Regions from separate parts of the Mus musculus genome. Here region 2 is linked to region 1. Evidence: chromatin contacts called from ENCODE Hi-C data. All regions are on one chromosome and are shown on one strand. The core of a region is the stretch at or near the end of the contact, and the rest is flanking DNA. Distances in the headings are between cores, read along the strand shown. Region 1 overlaps Cadps (Ca2+-dependent secretion activator). Region 2 holds the start of Cadps (Ca2+-dependent secretion activator).

Evidence for each region. A loop is a pair of places that touch in the nucleus more often than their neighbours do.
Region 2: a loop to region 1 is called in a map of left cerebral cortex, with 4 times the contacts of the local background. The contact joins the promoter of Cadps here to the enhancer-like site in region 1. A Hi-C loop is called at or near these places in 3 of 37 maps with a recorded cell type or tissue (all left cerebral cortex).

Annotation. Positions count from the first base shown.
Region 1 is chr14:12,779,286-12,784,771 of GRCm38, reverse strand. The region is part of intron 1 of Cadps (Ca2+-dependent secretion activator); the gene reads left to right. Among named protein-coding and RNA genes, the nearest start is that of Cadps, 41 kb to the left of the region's middle. Within about 2 kb of position 4,170, at least 1 of the 3 ENCODE cell types and tissues checked has a DNase peak (open chromatin) inside an H3K27ac peak, as active enhancers do; it is left cerebral cortex, where a contact is called at or near this core.
Region 2 is chr14:12,819,734-12,824,952 of GRCm38, reverse strand. It overlaps Cadps (Ca2+-dependent secretion activator), which reads left to right and starts at 1,874. Exons shown (of 31, transcript NM_001042617.1): 1 at 1,874-2,649. The coding sequence starts at 2,215.

The DNA.
Region 1 (5,486 bases), core at 2,921-5,420:
ACACATACACACACACCCCACAGGTGAATGGAGTGAAAAATAAGACACCTTGTTCCTTCCCTAATTGTAAAAATACAAATATGTTACAAATGTCCCCTAACTACAGGAAGCAATACTTCCAAAGATGAACAGGAAGCTGTTGGTTGTTGTTGTTGTTTAGAAGAGTGAAGGGCTCTTTATTCCACCCAAGCAGAGATGCATCTGTAGCCAACATGAAGCAGATGGCCCTTTTCTCCTCTGCCTTTTAGTTTCGGGGCTCTGAGACTGGTAGAGTTTTTAGCACTCACAGTAGTTGGCTTCATCCATCATGCATGGCAATGCCTCTGCAGTGGCAGCTTGTTTCCTTCCATTGCAATCCATAGATATGAACTAAGCAAAGATACATGTTTTTACATCAGAAGCTGATGATGAGCATGTGTGGAGACAGCATTGAATAGATTCTTCACCACTTTCCAATCTTTAGTCCTACTAGGAACAAGTGTACTTCAAGAGTGAATTTATGACTGCAGGTGAGCACTCTACTCCAGAGGTGAAATTTATTTTCTGCTATGTCCTCTAGTGCGATGAAACCACATTTTATGCTGTCTGAGGTAGTGGTACTGTCTTGTCACACAAATGTTCCTAAGATATAGGTATAGGAAATCTAGACTCTGAGCTTTGACATTACTATATTACATAGCCTTCACTAGTTTCTCTGTGAGGATTATACCAGTTACCGTAAGGGTGCTTAGCACAAACCAGTTCTTTAAGAAGCCTGAATGGCTTGTTAATTCATAGCCTTAGCCGCCCAATAGGATCACTTGGTATAGACTTTGAAACTTATGGGCTGGGAAGATGGTTTAGACTCTATGGCTTTTTTCCTCTCAGCCTCAGCGGGAAAAACATTCATCATGAAAGTATGGAGATGTGAGTTTATATTCCCTAAGCCTACACAAAAAGCCAGGCATGTATACCACACTTCTGTAATCTCAACACTCCAAAGACATACACCTAGGATTCCAAAGGAAGCTGACCAGCCAAACTAGCCAAATGAGCTGGCTCTGTATTCAGTGAGAAAGCCTGTCATAATAAATGAAATAGAGAGTGGATAAGGAAGATGCCTGATAAGAACTTTGAGTGTCCTCCCCAAAATATAGATGCACACATACATACATGCACACATGTAGACAGTGTTGTTAAAATGTGCAATTTGCATACATTTGTAAAGATGCTAAAGAAAGACTAGATAATAGAAATGCATTATAGTGTCTATGGTCCAGACTTGCATGAGATATTCAGCTATGTGAACAAATGCATGTAAATTTTTCTAAAATAATGATCTAATTATGTCTCCACAGAACATGTTTAATCTGATCTTATGTCTGGGCTAAGTACTGCCAATCACTCAGTGTGATAAGTGCATCATAGGAAAGGCCATGAGCTGAAGGGCATAATCACAAGATGCTCTCAGCTGTCTCCCCCGGTTCCTGGAAGGAGACTGTTCCTGAGTCGATGTCTGACGTTTCTAATTAATTTACCCATCTCTCTTCACTCTTTCTCGTCCTGTATTAACTCTCCTAAGAAAACACACAGGGCAAGAACAAAAGCAACTGCTCACACATTTTCAGTATTCTATCTCTGGGTTTCTAGGTATATTCAAGGCGAGATTGTTAGCAGATGATTGTGGTTAAAGTGGACCAGAAGGAAGCTTCGAGCTCTGATGGGAGGCCGGGCCAGGGGGTGGTGATGTGCTCTTTATGTTGAAGATGATTCTGGCTTATAAAAATGTCAAAACCCAGAAACGCAACATGGGTAACTTGCAGCGGGCTTAAATGATACAAAGATAGTTTTCAAAGACAAGCAAGAACTGAATAGTTCAGAAGATCTCAAAAATGAAGATCCATACAATGTCAGATCTTTATCTGAGAAACACTATTGTGTGATGACGCTTTTGACCTCCTGAAATGGAAACTGTAATGCCCTGAGACAGGTGCACTGAGAGAGCCAAACACAGGACAACATAGAAGCAGAGTAAAGAAGCCATGCTCCTGGCAGTGGTACACAGAAGAGACGGAAAAAAATACTTGTAGAGAAGGAGCCCTTGTCTGCTGAGAGCAAGTTGACTATTAGGTGGAGTACTGCAATGATGTGGGACCCTCCTTTCCCTCTTTCATGCCCATCCACATTCTTCTCTGGACTATTATTATTATTATTATTGAAAATAGCTATCAGAAAGTATTCATTGAATAAAAAGATCGTAGAACTAACAGCAGTTTCATGAAGACTTGTCCTATTCATTGCTCTTAGCCAATCTTATAGAAGATCATCTCCCAAGTGTTCAGGCCCCCACACAGGCAGGCTCTGGACCTGGGGTTCCCACGAATACCCAGTCATTTCCAGTCATCTGGGTTTCACAACTTTAATCATGGCTGAACTGATAGTAGCAATCTCAGTGATTCTTGCAGTTGGCTTGTTTTGTGAGTGTGAGGGATGGGTTCATATGAGGCCAGGCTAGCTTTGATCTCATGAAAACCCTCATGCTCCAGTCTCACTAAATCTGATATTACAGATCTGAGCTATGCACCTAGCATTCTAATATCATTTTTATGTCAAGAAATGAAGGTCTAAGATAGTATCAATCTGGTGTATATTTAGATCATTAAATCAAACCCCTAAAATTTTAATAAGCCATTAATTTTTTTATTAATCTTGAATGCTTGTATAACAAACGCTGTACTAAAGCACCTCTCCATGAGCATCTAATTCAGTTGTCTATGAAGATCTAACTCTAGAATAAATAATGATAAAATACTAACATGCATTCAATATAGCTGGCAATGGCAGAGACTATGAGTAAATGAAATCTCAAGTGAGCAAGGTGAAATCAAATCAAATTCTTAAATAAAATGCGGTTAAGTCAAAGAAAAAATTTCCATCTATCAGTAGAACTGGATCTATAGCTGCCAATTTTCAACTCCGACTAAAAAATGGGGTTTGAATAAGAAATAAGCCCTAAGCCTAGTGTGCATTATGGGTAACTTTTAAGAGTCTATTAGCATATAGTTTGATGTTATTAAAAACAAATAGAGACCTAGTATGGCTCCCAAACTGAAAACATATACTTGGAGCACTAAAAGGTTATTAATATTCAAGAGTATACAAGTATATTGTGTATTTGTTTACATTTTATACAGATCCTAATAACTGAGGTTTTTTGAAAGAAGCTAAACACTATGGCAAAGTCCATTATCTCAATGACCAATTGAGCATTTGGCCAGTTCCTTGTCAGTCCACACACACTTTACACCCAGTGAAACTAAATGATGACTAACAGAATATGAAATGTTTTATGGTTGCTACTGTACAAGCTGAAGCATGACACTGATAGGGTATGAAGAGCCAACATTGCCACCTAAGATTGGTTCTGTGACTATCAGAGAGCTTAGCTCTCCACCCAGTCACCTTCTGTACACATTAGTGAACATTCCTGGAAGGCAGAATCCAGTTCTCAGATAGGAGTTAACATGTTGAATGCATTGTCAGTTACCATAATGACAAGGCCTGTCTCAGTGGGGATGCCCAGTTGCTGCCAGTTCCTGAAGCATAGGCTACTCCTGAGTTCTAGCTGATTTATATACTTTCTGCAAACTTCACCTCCCTTCTTGCAAAATGTCCTTCTGGGTTTATTGGATTACTGTGAAGATCAAATAAAATGAGATAAGATGTGCATTTAGTTCGTAAGTTTATCATATCAATTACCCTACGTAGCAAAAAGAAGCAAGCACCTCTGTCACCAACAATGAGCCGCAAAGCTGCCATCTCTCTCCCCCTTTAAATATACTAGAGTCTGGACCATTTGTGTCAAGGTGTTTTAATCCATTTAGGATTTTTGTTTAGCCCTACTATTAGGAAACCTCTTAGTGAGAGATTTATATTTGACAATGTCAAGTAACATGGTCATTTATCAGCATCTGATTTAATTAACAATGGCACTCAAATTAATTATTTTCTGATTATTCATAGAGTTTTAGAAAAAATTGGACTAGAGAGTCCTATAGCAAATACAAACATGATAGTTTAGGGATGCAAGCCTAAAGGACATCGGATTGGAGGCCAGACCCCACTAGTGATGGGACCATAGGCAAAGCAAGTCACTTTCTTATTCTCAATTATCCATAAGATGGGTGCTTAGCACATGGCTATGCTGAGGAGCAGATGATAGTGCTTGCCTATGACATTGCCATAGTTCCCAATAAATCCACACTTGCATATTGTCCAGATTCCCATGTTTGCTTAAAAGTAGCAGCCCTACTTGGTTTACACATGTTGTTATCAGTGTGAGACAGTTTTTCATATTTTCAGACTTTGTGGAAAGATGTGGTAGGTACAATATTATTCAATTATGAGATAAAGTTGCTGTTTTGTTGTTGTTTTTCACACACCAGGAAGTGTCAAATCAAAGAACGGACTCTCCTGTTCTGCAGTGTGCTGACTGGTTTTGTCTCCATCAAATTACTTACTGAGTTGTAGTGTGCCATTCTAAGCCTTGCATCAAAACCAGGCACAAGCAGCTGGTTGATGTGAAATTTTTGGCACCCAACAACAGCTGAGGTGTATTTTTAAGTACTCCATCTGGCAACTCAGCAGGAAAAAAAAGAAAAAAGAGAGGAAGAGAGGAAGGAAGGAAGGGAGGGAGGGAGGGAGGGAGGGAGGGAGGGAGGGAGGGAGGGAGGGAGGGAGGGAGGAAGGAAGGAAGGAAAAGGAGGAAAGTCTCCTCCAAAGCAAAGAGGCTCTTCTTGGAAGTGTCACTTGAGCTATGAACAGGAGCATCTAGGTTCCAGTGACTTTTGTGGAAGGTTTGGAAAGATGCAGATGGCCGCTCTGTTTCTGAGTTCCCTTTTGACTTCTCAGTACACAGAGGAAGGTCTGGCATTTACAGCCATGTATACCCCAGGTTGTCCTTCTCAAACCACTCTGCCTTTCAAGACTTGCTGCCCCTTTTAGGGGGCTTTTACTTCGAGATCATTTTAATTTGGACGAGAGACCTTACATAACCTTTAGTCATTTTCTTCTAATGGACTGACTTGCAGTTACCACATCTCATCACTACCAGGAAATAGACATAAATACAACCAAGCAATCCGACTGAAGTTGTACCAGCTTTTCCTGCACTATGCCACCACATCTGCTCTCTTGGTGGAATAAAAACTTCTTCAGGGTTCTAAACGGAATTTCTCTTTCTAGATAGCTTTGAGCAATTGTATACATGCATATACATGCAGGATCAAAATTCCTCCTGTCACAGAAATCTTTCTCAGTCTCTCTCTCTCTCTCTCTCTCTCTCTCTCTCTCTCTCTCTCTCTCTCTCTCTCTCTCTCTCTTCCCCCCCTCTCCTTCACCACTTATCCTGTCCCTTGACTGTGAATACTTGGGATGTCACATTTCAGTTACTCATAATTCCATGTCCTTTTTCTGTTGGCTGCTAAAGCCTAAATCCTTTGAGATCA
Region 2 (5,219 bases), core at 625-3,124, 42 kb before region 1:
ATAATCCAGCTTTCTTTGTCCTCTTCACTCACCCATAGGGGAGCTCTACAAAGCTCTGTACTTTTCTTCCTGTGTCCTGTCATTACATCTCTCTGAGTCACCACTTCAACCTACAATATCCATTCCCCATGTTCCCTCTTGAAAGTTTCATTCTCTTATTTGATAATATAGTTCACTATATCCCAATTTGCTTTATTCATGAGAACCTTTTTCCATTTACAAACCTAGATTTGTTGACATTATGTTCGAAATAAACGTGCCGCACTTCTTTGTGTCTCCCAAAGGAGAATATACTCTTGTGAGAATCTTCTGAATGTTCCATGTCCAGAAGCACTTAGAGCAGTTCATTAACAAAAAAAAAAAAAAACAACCAAAAACCAAAAACCAAAAAACAAAAAAAAAACCAAAACAACAACAACAACAACAAAAAGCTTACTAACAGCTGTTGATCCACTGACTGGATTACCATAGTTTTCTGCTCCAGACAAACTGGTAAACATGTTTTATTTCCTCAGAAGAGTTTAATAGAACTGGTAGACTGTCAAAGTTTTCACACTGTTCAATTTTAAAATGTTAAATGAATTTTAAAAAGTGGGCCATTAAAAAATAAAGGCCATAAAAGCTTTATCTTTTATGTATGATAAAAACCAAATACTAGCAGTGAATATATTACTTAATTCAAAAAATGAAGAGAAATTTTTGGAGTGAAGTACAGATACATTTTGCTTTGAGTTCATTCACATATTTAATCAGGTTTACCAGAAAGCTTATAGTAAAACTCGTGGTAGATTGTAAAACACAGAACAACAGTTGTTATTTAAAATTTAAAGTCATGCTACTCATTTATAAAAAGCAGCTGATAAGGGAATTAGAAAATATGCGAGCATACAAGCTGAAGACTAGGTCTTTAACTGGTTTTCTGATGCATCTAAATTCTCTGGTTAGGTTCAGCACGCTGGCCAGCTCCCCCGTGCCTTCTGGTCCCTGTTGGCTTAAGAAAGGAAGGATTCCAGAATAAAGGCATCATCTGTATTAATAATGACATCATTTATATTAATAATGACAATTCCACAACTCAAAGTAAAGACAGTGTAACAGAGACAGTAAATTCGAAATTGCTGCTGCCGAGTTTGGGGGGTGTCTGATTTGGTGTGTGTGGTTCCTGTTCCTTCCCTCAGATCTTCATGGAGGAAGGAAGGGCTGAACAGCCAGAAACCTGGCAAGGTTCAGCAGAAAATACACGGACTTCTAGAGACTGAAAAAAGCTTCACTGACTTGGAGTTGGGGACGTTTGATTTCTACTTAAATAGCCGAACTTCATGATCCATACATTAATTCACTCTGATTTGATGCATTTGTATTTTACAGTGGTATTGATTGTTGGAATAGAGGTTTACACAGATGGAAAAAAAAAAAAAAACACACACTGCCTCCCCTTCCCACTGCTCCCTCCCAGCCACCACACCCCAGTTGAGAAGTCTGAAGGTAACATCTCACTGAATTCCTCTTTCTGTGACCTTTGGACGCCTGCAGAAAGCCTGGTTTTTGCTGGTCAGAAGCTACCATTGGCTTCTTTATTTTCCCTCCCCACCCCTGGAGGGAAAAAAAAAAACTTTTTGTCCCCGGGAGGGGAAAAGAGGACGAGGTAAAGAGAAGTGGTCTAAATAGGACAGGGGGCAAGGAAGACTGGGGGGCATGAGGGTCAAAAGTAGTGAAGCTCTTTTGGGGCGCACCGCACTTCCCCCCTCTAGGCCTTTGCAGTCGCCCTCTCCGCCGCGGACACTGGAGAGTTAAGCCAATAAACACGTAAGCGCCGCTCGCTCCCCAATCGGCAAGATGCCTCTCCTGCTCTTGGCTGCATCGACAGCTTGCAACACTCGGCATCTTTTCTGGAGGCGCCTTCTTCAGCGGCTGCAGATGGCATCCGGCTGCGGGCTCCGGGCTCGCAATTGATTCTCGCCCTTGCCCACCTCGGGTGCACACACGCACCTCTCCCTTCTCCTCCTCCCCTCGCGCTCCTGGGTCTGCGCTCAGCTCGCGCTCGCCGGGCGGAGGAAGCAGTCGCGGCGGCCGAAGCTGAGCAGCAGCGCTCGCTCTCCCTGACCTAGGAAGAAGCGCCTACCCGGACAGCCGACCCTTGGCTGCCTCCAGCGCCCCCCACCTTTTGCACCCCAAGGCGGGGGCTCCGGGGACCCCCCTCTCCCAGGCGCTACCATGCTGGACCCTTCGTCCAGCGAAGAGGAGTCAGATGAGATCCTGGAAGAGGAGAGGGGCAAGGATGTGCTGGGCTCGGCCGCGTCTGGAGCGCGCCTGTCTCCCAGCCGCACCAGCGAGGGCTCGGCAGGCAGCGCCGGGATGGGGGGCAGTGGCGCCGGGGCCGGGGTGGGCGCCGGCGGCGGTGGGGGTAGCGGCGCGAGCAGCGGCGGCGGGGCCGGGGGGCTGCAGCCCAGCAGCCGCGCCGGCGGCGGCCGGCCTTCCAGCCCTAGCCCGTCGGTGGTGAGCGAGAAGGAGAAGGAAGAGTTGGAGAGGCTGCAGAAGGAGGAGGAAGAGAGGAAGAAGAGGCTGCAGCTGTACGTGTTCGTGATGCGCTGCATCGCCTACCCCTTCAACGCCAAGCAGCCCACCGACATGGCTCGGCGGCAGCAGAAGGTAGGTGCGCCGCGAGGCCGGGGAGCGGCGCCTTATTGTCGCCCGGCAAGCGGGCGGGGCGAACAATAGGAACCCGCGGCGCAGCTGGCTAGGAGGAGCTGGGGAAGGTGAAGACCGCGCCCTGGGATTAGGGGCCCCGTCTTGCCACCGCCCAGCTTGACTCGGGAGATGTCCCTGGGATGTGACAGGGGCCTACGGCACAGGGCTGCGCGCACGGGCCTCCCTGTGGGGGGAGCCAGGCGGGAAAGTCCCGCTCGCTCTGTGACCTAAGTGGCGCGGGAAGTGACTTGCAGCTGGCAGCTCTCACAGAGGCCTTGTCTCTTTCGGAGCTCCCTGCGCTCCCGAGTGGCGGCGGCTGCGTTGCGCTCTGGCCCGCCCTCCGGGGCGTGCACTAGGCGGGCGCAGGCTCCTGGCAGGTCAGGGCGCGGGTGTGGAGCTCTAGCATCGCTGGACTCTTGGGGCAGCGGGCAGCCGCAGGGGCACGCAGGGGAGAAAAAAAAAAAAGCCAGCCCAGGAAGCGAGTTTTCCAGTGACTTAGCCAAGGGCGCCCCCTCCCAACCTGGTCAGCTGATCGCCACCTAGGGTAACCTAGGGGTCGTCCTGCAGCAGCGTTTTCCTCTTGCCAGTAGTCCCTCCAATCCTTTTCCCCTTCTTCATGGATCCCAGAGCAGGGGCGCGCCTAGTGGGTCCCTGTGCCTGGGGTTAGCACTTCTCTCATACCCTCCTTTGACCATCTTCTCCTCCCAAGGTGACTTCGCCGCCACCTTCTGGCTTCGCTGAGGCTCTCCAAGTCCTCTTGTTACTGGATTGATAAAAGTGCAGCTGCAAACAGCTTCTCAGTTATAGTCATAAAAAGCTTTTTGTGTCTGAGGCAGAGGCAAGGCCATGCTGGCTTTGAGCTACTTTTGATGGGGGGGTGGGGGGTGGGGCATTACTATCTCCAACCCGAGAAAGGACAAAAGGGAGGTGAGGTCACCAGGGGCTGAGGGCCAGTGAGGAGGATCAGCCAGAAAGGGGTCAGGAGCTCAGTGGGAGTGAGTGCACTCGGTTTAGTCTCTGGGAACAAATGAAGCATTTAAGCTTGCATGAGGTCAGTTGAACCCGGGAGTCATGGGAGGTTCTAGCTGTAGCCCATCAAGGTTGTGAGACTATTTCTTAAAATAGTAGTTTAAGAATCGTTGCTGCCATTTAAATCTAAATTTTATGTTGCTCAAGTAAGATGTTGGATCTTTCCATATTTACCTTGCATCCTTATATCGAGGTAGAACAGATTGCTCTGTTTGTTTTGCTTATATGTGTATACACACCACCCAACCCTGTCAGTTTATTTTACCTACTACTGCATGGATGCCAGTTTTATTAAGTCAAAAAGACTCATTTCCTGAGTGAGAGATAAAAGGTGGGCCATACTCACCACCCTCCACCCCCATCCCTGCAATACCCCTTTACTTTTGCTTTCCAACTGTGGTAGGGCAGAAATATTAGAGATTGTCAAATTTTGATAAAAAATTTTAGGTTAATTGTGGCTCTACATAGTCAGCTGATCTAAATTTCAGCTTGGAATTGTATTACTTGTCTTTATACTATGGTAAATTTTACCTTCAAAATCTCATCAAGGATTAAATTAGTCAAAGATGTCCTAGACTTTTGCTATGAAAACTGACTTTAATCAGAATGAAGCAAGGCTTTCCATTAGTCAGTCAAAGGCTTTGTAGCTTTGTCCTTTAAATAGATGAGTAGGTCCAGTGGTGGGAGAAAGAAACAAGAAAATACTGTAAGAATCCAGTTCTGTTAAGTTGAAAGACCACTGTGAGACCATGTCCCTCCGATCTGACTGCATATAGTACCTCACCCCATCCAGAACTCTTATTTGAAGAGAAAGCCTGTTTTTACATGTGACCTTTCAACACCAGAGAGACTCCAGCACAGACTGATAACTGGCTTTCTGTCAATCTATTTTTAGACACTGTAAAAACTATTGCTAAATATACATCCCAGCAAAACAACCCCAGGCCTAGTGGCTACAGTGAGAAGAATATATATATATATATATATATATATATATATATATATATATATATATATATATGAAAATAAAGTTTCCTTGTTGCTCTGACTTTTACTGTTTGATGCATTCTGGAGGAGATAACATTGTTTCTCTTAAAATTCAAACTTTTGAAACTCTGAAAGTAATGGAAAGGTTTGCATACTCATTATGGTAAGATTTAAAGCCAATAAATAAAATTGGTAAGCTAATATCAGTCTGGAGCACTATATGTTCCTTGTGACCTAAGAGTGAGCTTTGGACAGATTGGAAACAAGTGTATTAAAAAAGACAGATGAAAATTGATGTAGAGAAAAGGTTAGAAAGATGCAGAAGGCAAAGAGAGAGAGAGAGAGAGACCTGCCTATGCAAACAAACCATGAGACAGCGAAGGGGTGTACTCCAGAGTACAGTGCACCTTATGAAGCCAGTTTTCTACTTCAGGTATGTACAATGTGCAAAGCACTCCATTTGGACCATTTTATCAAAGTCCTTGCTTTATTATTTGGACAGGTTAACTAAAACA